Regions from separate parts of the Homo sapiens genome. Here region 2 is linked to region 1. A link is a contact called in ENCODE Hi-C or POLR2A ChIA-PET data. All regions are on one chromosome and are shown on one strand. Each heading gives the region's core, a stretch centred on a gene start or an enhancer-like site at or near the end of the contact. The rest is flanking DNA. Distances are from core to core; before and after follow the strand shown.

What was found. A loop is a pair of places that touch in the nucleus more often than their neighbours do. ChIA-PET counts read pairs that join two places held with the same protein, here RNA polymerase II (POLR2A).
Region 2: a map of naive thymus-derived CD4-positive, alpha-beta T cell shows a loop between it and region 1 (5-fold over the local background). The contact joins the enhancer-like site here to the promoter of RNF32 in region 1. A Hi-C loop is called at or near these places in 1 of 168 maps with a recorded cell type or tissue (naive thymus-derived CD4-positive, alpha-beta T cell) and 1 of 37 single-sample maps with no recorded cell type. POLR2A ChIA-PET finds 5 or more read pairs at or near these places in 1 of 52 experiments (OCI-LY7).

Annotation. Positions count from the first base shown.
Region 1 is chr7:156,638,237-156,643,748 of GRCh38, reverse strand. RNF32 (ring finger protein 32) reads right to left here and starts at 2,975. Exons shown (of 9, transcript NM_030936.4): 1 at 2,938-2,975. RNF32-DT (RNF32 divergent transcript) reads left to right here and starts at 3,214. Exons shown (of 4, transcript NR_026865.2): 1 at 3,214-4,801. RefSeq lists a silencer at 3,075-3,384 and an enhancer at 2,953-3,544.
Region 2 is chr7:157,147,906-157,153,417 of GRCh38, reverse strand. All of the region lies in intron 1 of UBE3C (ubiquitin protein ligase E3C), which reads right to left. Among named protein-coding and RNA genes, the nearest start is that of UBE3C, 12 kb to the right of the region's middle. Within about 2 kb of position 2,422, at least 5 of the 41 ENCODE cell types and tissues checked have a DNase peak (open chromatin) inside an H3K27ac peak, as active enhancers do.

The DNA.
Region 1 (5,512 bases), core at 1,726-4,225:
TGAAGTTTGTGAGGATGCTCTGTAAGAGTCTAACAGATCCTGAAGCAGCAGGAATGCCTGCTACAGGGTGGCACTAAGCTACACATTCTGGTTCTGGAGGAAGGGGGTGAACTCAAGTCAGTTATGCTTCGACTCATCCCTGTCCTCAAATAGTTCACCCCTGAGCTCCTGAGGACACATTAATACAAATGGTTAATTACTATGAATTAATCCATTGCTAAATATAACATGATACATAAGTACTACAAAACTTCAGGCTAACACTGGAGACTTGGAAAAACCAGTTAAACTGGCATTTGAAAGATACACAGAGGGAAATGAAGATGGCACATTACAGGTAGGAGGAAAGAACTGGCAGGCTGGAAATCAGCATGATATGCTTATTTTGGGGAGAAAGGGAACAATGAAGAAACTGGAACGCAAGAGGAACACTGGCTAACTTCAGTCTGTCCAGAACACAGAAGTACAGAATATGGGGACAGACCAACTTGAGTTCCAATTGAACTCTACCGCTTTGCTGCGCAAGATACTGGACACAGCTGAGCCCCAGGCTCCTCATCTATAAAGCAGGTATAATAACGCTGGCTTTGCAGGGTTGCCGCAAGGATTAATGAGACAACCTTTGAAGTATCTAAAGTAGGTCTTTTCACACAGAACTTACTCTTGTTATTCTTGCTTCAATTCCCTTCAAAGCTGGTGGAATAATTTGGAATTGGCCCTTTTAGATTTTGGACATGGTGTATTTTATGAAGACAGATGTATTCAAAATATACTGTGATGAGGAGAAATAGAAAGTTATTCAAGTAATCTAGGAACTGGCACAGAAGGCCCTTGAACATATTTCTTCTAATGTTGTTTCCCTATAACGCTGATGAGAAAAAAAATTGATCCCCAGCAGGGGCCACTGTCTGTTTGGAGTTTGCACGTCCTCCCCATGTGCTGTGGGTTTCCTCCAGGTACCCCGGGTTCCTCCCACATCCCAAAGCTGTGCACGTGAGGCTCACTGGGGCGTCCCCGTCTGAGTGAGTGTGAGTGTGCCCTGCCATGGGATGCCGTCCTCTCCAGGACTGTTGCCCGCCTTGGTCCTGAGCTGCCTGGATGGGCTCAGCCCCCTGCCACCCTGAACTGGAATAAGCAGGTTGGAAAATGAAAGGATACAAATTATTGTCAAATAAAAACTCGTAAAGCATACGGTATTCACACAGAGATGCAGGACAATACCCGATGCAGTAAGAAAGGCCCAGCGGGCTGAGAAGTGGCTCCTGTTTGTTTTGAAACTGCATGGTAGGGGGAGGTGCTTCAGAGCTTTGGCTTGGCCAACATTATCTTTAACACAGCCCCTCCACAACCCGGTCACTCATGGATTCACCAGAAATTGGGTAATGATATTTCTTAAATGTAGAGCTCATATGTACTTCAGTGTTTCATATTAGAAGTGCTTTGGTCTTTATTTAGAAGTTTGGCGATGTTTTTGTGACCAGGAATGTGCTGTGGGAACTTTCCTCTTATTTATATCAATTAACCTATGGTGAAACTGGTTTCCTTGTACACTGCATGGCTTAAAGCTCCAGTTTCTAAGAACCTATGGATGATGTTAAGTGAAGACTTACTGTGTTGAGGGCCTAACTCTAAAAATAGAAAGAAATTAATCCAAAATGTATTTCTAAGGACTAACACTTGTATTAAATTACTCCAACCGAAAGAACAAACTCACTAAGGCGTGAGTGGAGAGATAGAAAAGCACAGTGGAACCAAATCTCTGAGATATCCAGGGTTAGAAGTAAAAACGTCAGTCGCTGCTCAAGTCCTGGAGGCTTTGATGATGGTTCTTACTACAGCCCTTTTCTGTTCCCGTTCAATTCTGGCATCAAGAGATGTTTGAAATAAGTTCCACCCTGTATCTCATCAAGACAACTGAACTTGGAGAAATGGTGGAATTTAAAATACTGAAAGATCACTGCCAGAATTTTCTCAGTTCCTGCTTCCAAAATGCCTATAACCTGCAGAAGATACAGTTTGCATCACACTAAAAATGGTCCGGTCATAGCTGCAGTCTGCAATTTAATCTCAAGTTTCTACACAGTAGACCACTGTCATTAATATCAAGGTAAGAGCTTTTAAAACCTATACTCTCTTAAAGTCCTACGGTATCATTAAGTTTTAGAGTTTAAAATTCAGAATTTAAAGGTATTGAAAACCCTTCAAGTACCTACTCCAACTCCACTTTATAAATGAGAAAACCAAATACCAGGTGAGTCCTTCAATATATAATGAGCCTGCGGCACTGGTAGGGTTAGAAACGTAACCCTTGCCCAGTATTGAAAGCTAAGATTAACAGGAACCCGTTGCTTTGTAAATCCCAGTATTAAACGCTCAAGAGGCAGAGCTTGGTGGCAAAAACGATCACTGGGGTGCCAAAGCGAGTAACCTCAGCTAATTAAACACGCTCAATAAAAATACACGAGACCAAGCCTACGACGTAAAGATGCAATCCTACGTAGGGTCTTGGTGTTATCTCCTGCCTTCTGAACCCCGCTGACCGTTTTCTGAGGTTCCACTCATGCAGGAAGCGCGCGGTGACGAGGCTCCAATTCCTCTCAAAGCTGACACCACCCTGCACCTGGGGCCCCTGATGGCAGCCGGTCCTACCGGGTTCTAAAATTACCGACGTGGGATCACTGTTCTAAGGCTTTAGGCAGCCGTAAATTCGTACCCCTCAGATAGAAGGAGCTGTGGAAACTAACCAGGACCCCGAGTCCCCCAAGGAGGCTGCGCGCCGCTACGGGACCCGACCTCGCCTCACAGCTGCGGCCATCGCCGGCCCGGCTCGGAGGAGGCGAAAGCGAGGCCGCGGACGGCCCTCACCCCGAATCCATGGACCCCGCCCGCCTGGCGGGCCACCCTTCTTTCCGTCCCTCCCCCGAAGCCTCTCCGTGCCTCGACTCCTCCGCGAACACCGGAACCCAGGGACGTCTGCCCCTTTTCCCTCAGGCAACTCCCTGGCCGCCCACCGTTGCCGTAGCAACGCCCGCCTCCGCGCTCGCTCCCCGCGGGCTTGCTCACCAGCCCTGCCCCGCCCCGCCCCATACTGCGCATGCTCGCCAGCCCCGCCCGGCCCACATTGCGCATGCTTGCCAACCACGCCCTGTCCACACCACACTGCGCATGCTCGCCGGCCCCCGCCCCGCGCACGGCGTCAGCGTCTAGACGCAGGTGCGTTCCCGTCGAGGCTCGCGCAGCGGGCGTTTTTGGGGATCGCCTGGCGGGGGTGTTCGGGAGCCGCGGGCTGAAGCACGGGGGCGTGCAGGCGCCCAGGCCTCGTGTAGTGAGGGCCGAGCCCCGCGCCGGCTTCGCTGTAGTCCGCAGCCCCCGGCGGCTTTGTGGGCGCAGCCACGCTCCTCAGCCGCCCGCCCACCTGGGCCTGGGCCCCGGTTGTTTCCCTGCGGTGGCTGTGGTCGTTCCCGTTCCAGGGTCTCGAGCGCACCGCCCCTTCGCTGCGCTGTTAGTCGAGGGCAGTTTTCTGGGGGATCCCCCGATCCCCCCGCGCCGCTCAGGCGTCTTGGCTCGCGGAAGCGCAGGCGCCGACTGCCTGGCGTCGTCCGTGACTCCTGGCCCTTCTCTGTGGATCCCTTTGCTTCTCGTTGCGGGTTGTGTTTCCTGCTTCGTGGGCCTGGCCGTTTGCGTTTGGATGCAGGCCCGGGTGAGCCCTGCGTGGCCCGCTGGCCTTTTCCTGCTCCCTAGGTGACTGAGCCGCGTGTGTGACACATCGGAGTGAATTGAGGCAACGCGTTCCTTTCCAGGCTTGCAGCGGGCGGTGTCGTTCACGCTCCTGAGCAGAGCCTTCCGGTGCTTTACTCGACGCCACAAATAGTGCAGGGTTCCTCCCAGGGGCTGTCGCGAGCTAGAACTCTTCCCCGCCCCTGTGAGCTCGGGCTGTTCTTCCTCCTCCGCGTGGCTCACTCCAGCCTCGGATGTTTCCTCGCTGCACAGACCTGCTCGGGAAGACTCGAGAAGGCCACCCCAGGACTCCAGCTCTCCCCGGAAGGGCTTCCCCTCGGATTGCGTCTTGGCCCCTGGAACCCTCCCTCTGTATCCTCTGCTGTTCCTCTCTTGGCCTCCATTTGGGTTGTGGCCTGGATACTCTGGCTCGCTGCTTCCCTTCTCTTAAGGATCACAGCCCTGCACTGCCTGTCGTCCGGTGCCTGGAAACCATTGTATTTTTTGGTCTGATTTTGTAGTTGTTTGAGAACTTAAGTCTGGTCCCTCACACTCCATGCCCAGAAGCAGAAATGAGTAAAGTTTGTTTTATCTTTTCTTAATATGACAATTATTGTGTTGGTTCAACTTATGTTGTACTTTAATTAGAAGAAATTTGGCCGAAAATACAAGGAAAATATACAAATGCAAGTAATTTTTTTTAAACTTCCCTGAAAGCAGGGTCTAAAGAAATTACCAACCAACTTAGACTGGATCTAGAAGAAAAGGAAGGGTCTTTGCAGTCTTAGGACTCTTCCGTTCCGCGACGTAGGTGTTAGGATAACAGCCATAAATGGTTGTAAGACTTTGGGCTCAGATAAGTAGACTTAAGTTCAAATTTTGACTTATTTTACAAGTGTGTGATTTTTGGCAAGCTCATCTTCCTAAACCATGAGCTCCTTATTTGTAAAGGGGACATTAGCCACTCTCCAGCAACAGCCCTGGTACTTCTTCAGTCCTGGGATGGGACGTATGATTAGCCTAAGCGAACCAGAAAATCCAGGCCCGTGACCAGTGACTTGATCAGGGCTGGCGATATATCTAGGTAGGCCAACCAGGTGGACTCAGTATTTTTGTGGGTGCTACTGGAAAATTTATTTAATTCTAACTGAATGTAGAAACAGCAACAGACATGAAATGGCAGTTGTATTGCTGTCTTATCATGAGGTGAGGGCCTGAAGCTATGGTAGCCACCCTGTGAACCTTGGAAGGAGGGTTCTACAGGAACTGGCAGAGCTGAGACTGGGACGCAACCCATGTCCTGGTGACGTATTTGAGTCCTGAGGCTGGCCCTCCTGTTAGTCTTTTCTCTTACTGGCTTCAGCCAGATGGGGTCTGGTTTTCTGTTACTTGCAACAGGAAAAATTGGAATGATATCTATGCATGCTATTACCGCCTTATGGCTGTGGTGAGATTAAAACATGATACTGTGGGTGAACTGCTTAGTACAGTGCCTGCTATTCTTTATGTTGGTTTTAAGGTATTTTTCTTGAACTTTAAAGTTCTAAGAAAAATTACCGTTTTAAAATTCCTACCCTCTGTTCACATGTTTAAATTTTCATGATAGTTTTTCTGTCTGCATGTTTTCTATTCAAAATAAATTGGTCATTCTTCAGTTAGCCACGAAGAATATTGTGAATTTTTTATTTTTAAATTTATTTTTTATTGATACATATTAGATGAACATGTTTTTGGATAACGTGATAATTCGATAAATTCATAAAATCAAATCAGGGTAATTGGGATATCCATCCCC
Region 2 (5,512 bases), core at 1,173-3,672, 510 kb before region 1:
CCCAGAAAAGATGAACAGCTAAGTCACAGACAGTTGGTTCCAGAGTTAACTATTTTTTTTTCAAGGTTACACTTTCTAAAATTTCGTCTTTTGCAGTAAAGGGGTTTCACAGTGGCAAGATGTGATGTGAACCATACTAACTGCCAACAATCTAGCGTCTGCTCACACAGCTCTAAAATAATATGTACAAAACTGAACAATTTTGTTTTGTTTTGTTTTTGAGAGGGAGTCCCACTCTTTCATCCAGGCTGAAGTGAAGTGGTGCGATCTCTGCTCACTGCAACCTCTGCTCCCCTGGGGTTCAAGCCATTCTCCGGCCTCAGCCTCCCAAGTAGCTGAGATTACAGGCGCCCACCACCATGCCTGGCTAATTTCAGTATTTTTAGTAGAGACAGGGTTTCGCCATGTTGGCTAGGCTGGTCTCAAACTCCTGACCTCAGGCAATCCACCCCCCTCAGCCTCCCAAAGTGCTAGGATTACAGGCGTGCATCACCACACCTGGCAAAAAATTAAACAACGTTAAAGCTGCACTGTAAGAAAAATTAGTTCCAAAAGATGTAGGACTGTTGGAACCACCTTCTCAGTGCCTGCAGGATGTGGTCCTCAACTTCCCAAGCAGTTACAGGAATGCACAAGTAAAGCAGGAGACAGAAGCAAGATGTGCCGGCAAGACAACCTGCCCAGACACGAGGGAGAGGCCGTACAGCATCCGGATAAACAAACCACAGGGCAGTGTTGGGGGTTTTGCTAAATTATTTGGACTCCAGGCCTTGATTTCTTCCTCCACAGGACACTAACACCTCTGCCTCACATATCAGAAGTCGAGATCAATGAGCTCATAAACGAAAAGTGCCCTGCAGGAGAACAAATAGTGAGGAGCGCAAGGATCTGCATGTGACAAACAAGGAGAGAAACACAAACATCCTTAAAAGAAAATGCCCACTGCAGGTTTTAGGCCCTCATTGCTCTTCAGGCACAAGTGTGGGTGCTTCTCCCTTGATTTCCCTGGCTTCAGGCTTTGCCTCCCTAGATTCAAACACCCAAACTGCCCCCCACGCATCTCTAAAACCTAAGTCTCATTAATGTGCTTAAAACTCTTTAGCGGCTTTCCAGTCCTCCCTGAATATGCCTTAGTGTGGCCTACAATGCTCCCCAGCTCTGTCCCTAATTACCTTTCCCCCAGCTCTCTCCCTGACTACCTTCCTCCCAGCTCTGTCCCTGACTACCTTCCTCCCAGCCTTCTCTTCCACTTTCCCTACACCCTTTGCCCACCCCCATTCTGGCCACAACCTGTAGCTGAACACCACGTCTCCATGGTTGGACAGCTTTGCCCATGCTGTCCCTCTAACTGGTGACAGTAATGTTAATATGTAAATAGTCCTAAGAATCCTACCCAGTCCAGCACACAAAAACTGATGCTTGCTTGGGGTTCTGGAAATAGGATACACACATGGTACTAGAACAGAAGGGGAACAAACTTCTGGGTACGAGGCTGTGCAGAAGAGTTCTCAGATGACGGCCACTTTACTGTGATGCTCCCCTGCTTCTCACTTCACTCACCTCTCCTCCCTGTCATGATGTGGCTACCTCCTGCTCCACGGTTGTCATGGTGACAAACCAAGGGCTGACTGACTTCAAAATCATTGACTCCTCTTGGTCCAATTGCATAGCCCCCTCTTCTCTCCAAGGGCAAATGGATTAAAAAGCTAAATGATCTAAATCAGTGAATTTGCATTGTTACAAAAAATTACTCCTTATGGTTCTACTGGGCTTTTTTGAGGAAGACACTTAAACGGCTTAATAGATAGTATTTCCGGCAGGATAATGCAGGAACCTAAGCATTTCCAAGCAGCATACGGGAGAAGGTAACAGTTCACAAGAAAAGCCAGCACATGATCAGGAGGGCACATCTAGAAAAATAGCATTTTAAGTCAGGTCTCTATTTACTTGTTTTTTAAGCTGCTCCTAGTTTGCCAATTTCTTTGTTACATTTCCAAAGAGCTATACAATCTTCTCCGAGTGAACTCACATTCACCAAAATGTATGTTGACAATGCTTGCTTTTTAACTCACTGTGTTGTTATTTATGTAGCCAATAACTACTGATACAGAAGGTAAGAGGTAAGAAGGAAAACCACAATTTTTAACTCCTAATAGGCTGAGGCAGAAAACACAGCGTATTTGTTTTGCAGCGCCAGCGTTTACGACTAAGCTAAACCTGAAGCTCCCTTCTACGGTGGCTTCAGGATTATGTCCACAGACGCTTTGCTACTGCTGCCCTTTAGGGGGTGGAGCCCGACTCCCCTCACCCCGAGAGTGGGCTGGACAAATACACCATGACCAAAGTCACCACAGGCTTTGCCCTTCCTCCCTGCTCTGTCTGCTCAGCAGCTTAGCGGGAGGCCAGCTGCCATGAGGACACGGTATCCCTAAGAAGCCCCGCAAGCGGCCGAGAACTGACTCTCCTGCCAACGGCCAGCACTAACTTCCAGGCTTGTGAACAGGCCAGCGCAGAAGTAGATCCAGATGCCTGCCCCACAGAACTGACCAAGGTAACAAAAACGTATTGCTTTAAGCTCTATTACACAGCAATAAGCAACTAGTATCTTTCTTTTATTCAATGGAAATTAAGAAACTGGGAAACTAGCTATCTTTACTGTTCAGATAAACATAATTTAAATGCAGACTGCAATCCTGTTTTGTAATCTACTTATTTCCATTAACAATAAATCATGTTCATAAATACAAGTATGTTAATAAATTAATGACAGACATTAATACGCATCATGACCATTTTAAATGGCTGCACAGTATTTCACTGCATTGTTATATTAACGGTTATTTAACAAATGTCCTGTATTTAGACATGTAGGCTGTTTCAGTATTTTTCAGTATTATAAGTAATGCCATAAATCACCTTTCCCATGCATCTTCTCTTATGCATATTAGTTCACTAGAATAAATTTTTACGTTTCTAAATGTAGAAATTTGTTCTGCTGGATTAGAGGGGACATATCTTGTTAGACTCTTTTTTTTTTTTGAGACAGAGTCTTGCCCTGTCACCCAGGCTGGAGGACAGTGGTATGATCTCAGCTCACTGCAACCTCTGCCTCCTGGGTTCAAGCGATTCTCCCGCCTCTGCCTCCCAAGTAGCTGGGATTACAGGCGGGTGCCACCACACTCAGCTAATTTTTTGTATTTTTAGTAGAGATGGGGTTTCACCACGTTGGCCAGGCTGGTCTGGAACTCCTGACCTCAAGTGATCTGCCAGCCTCCACCTCCAAAAGTGCTAGGATTACAGGTGTGAGCCACCATGCCTGGCCTTGTTAGACTCTTGATAAATCTGTTATAACCAACCCTAGGTAGGTTGTGCCCAGTGTCTGTATGCCCTCAGCAACAGCAGGTATTACAGCCTGTAATTTGACCACCATCGAAGGTGATGGGCTATGGAAAGCATGGCTTCTCCTTCATGCTGACAAATGGTAAAGGGCGGCATTTGGAGGCCTGAGACAGGAGAACAAGGACATGCAGAAAGCAGCTGCTTTAAAGGCAGTAAAAAACAGGGGTCACAGTCAAAGAATAAGATGCCCCACTTCCAAATTCCTAGGTGCCTACATTCTATAATAGAAGAATTAAAGAAAAGTCACAGAGTGAAGCTCCTTACAGCTTTTGCAAGAACTTCTTTTGAGGCTATTCTATGGTCTTATGAGACCATCTATTTTTTCAACCTTTTAAGGACCCTAGCTGGCAATTCACACTGTAACTCAAGAAAATCAGCACACATTCAAGTGGTTAAAGCCAAGTAGGGGATATCATGAGGCAAGCCAGATGCTTAAGGCACAAATTTAAGGAGGCACTCACTCTCAGGGATGTGCCAGTGCAGGGTCCGCCTGTGCATGAACCTGAGAGTAAGTGCCTCCTTAAATACTGTATGGTGCTTTACTCACCTCCCTGTAGGCCCAGATTTAATGTCCAAAGAAAATGAGACAATGAGACAATTAGTCTCAAGTCTCACTCCTTCCATTCCGCTTGGTTTCTATTTTTAAAAATCGGTTGAATTCCTGGCCAGGCATAGTGGCTCACGCCTGTAATCCCAGCACTTTGGGAGGCTGAGGTGGGTGGATCACCTGAGGTCAGGAATTCGAGACCAGCCTGACCAAGATGGTGAAACCCATCTCTACTAAAAATAGAAAAATTAGCTGGGTGTGGTGGCAGGCACCTGTAATCCCAGCTACTCCGGAGGCAGAGGCAGGAGAATTGCTTGAACCTGGCAGGCGGAGGTTGCAGTGAGCCGAGATTGAGCCATTGCACTCCAGCCTGGGCGACAAGAGCAAAACTCTATCTCAAAAAACAAAAAAAGAATTCTTAACCTTATCTATAGCAGGGAACTACAGTCTTTTGCTCCTACATGTAAAGGATACAGCATAACTGTATTCGAAGGAACAAATGCAGTGTTGCTAAATAATACCAGTCCTGACAGTCAATTAACATTTTCAGAGCCAGGCTGGGGTTGGGTAGTGGCAAGCCTGGAGTTCCAGCTCCTCAGGAGGCTGAGGCAGGAGAATCGCTGGAGATCAGGAGTTTGAGGCTGCTGTGCACTATGATCATGCCTGTGAATAGCTACTGCACTCCAGCCTGGGCGACACAGTGAGGCCCTGTCTCTTAAAGGAAAAAAAAAAAAAAAAAAGAACTAATTTGATCTTAGAAAATATTTTGACTTTATTTGATGCCAGATCTGTAAGAAAAAGTTTTTATGTTCCACTACAATGTATATGGAGCATTATACTATCACATCCATTACACCTCTGCTTTTTAAAACAAAATAGCACAAAACATTTTAAGTTAAAATATTCTAGGTAATCCCTTCAATTATATAATAGAGGGCAGTTTTACAAAACTAGGTAATCCCTTCAATTATATAATAGAGGGCAGTTTTACAAAACTAAGCAATCAAGTTCTTACCATCTTAACAGTCTAGACCTATCATAGGGGAGGAATTAAAACTAGAGTAATTGAGGCCAAGCATGGTGGCTCACACCTGTAATCCCAGCACATTGGGAAGCTGAGGTGGGCAGATCACTTGAGGCCAGGAGTTCAAGGCCAGTATGGACAACATGGCGAAACCCCATCTCTACTAAAAATACAAAAAAATTAGCCAGGCCTGGTGGTGGGCGCCTGTAAGCCCAGCTACTTGGGAGGCTGAGACAGGAGAATCACTTGAATTCGGGAGATGGAGGTGGCAGTGAGATCGCACCACTGTACTCCAGGCACTCCAGCCTAGGCGACAGAGGGAGACTCTGTCTCAAAAAAACAAAATAAAACAAAAAAACTATAGTAATTGGTTTTGGTAGGCCCTAGAGTATCCTCATTCCATAAGGCCAGTATCACCCTAATACCAAACCAGACAAAGACATCACAAAAACACCCTAAATTGATGTCCCTCATCAAAAGAGATGCAAAAATCCTGAACAAAATATCAACAAGCTCAATCTAACATCGTATACAAAGAATTA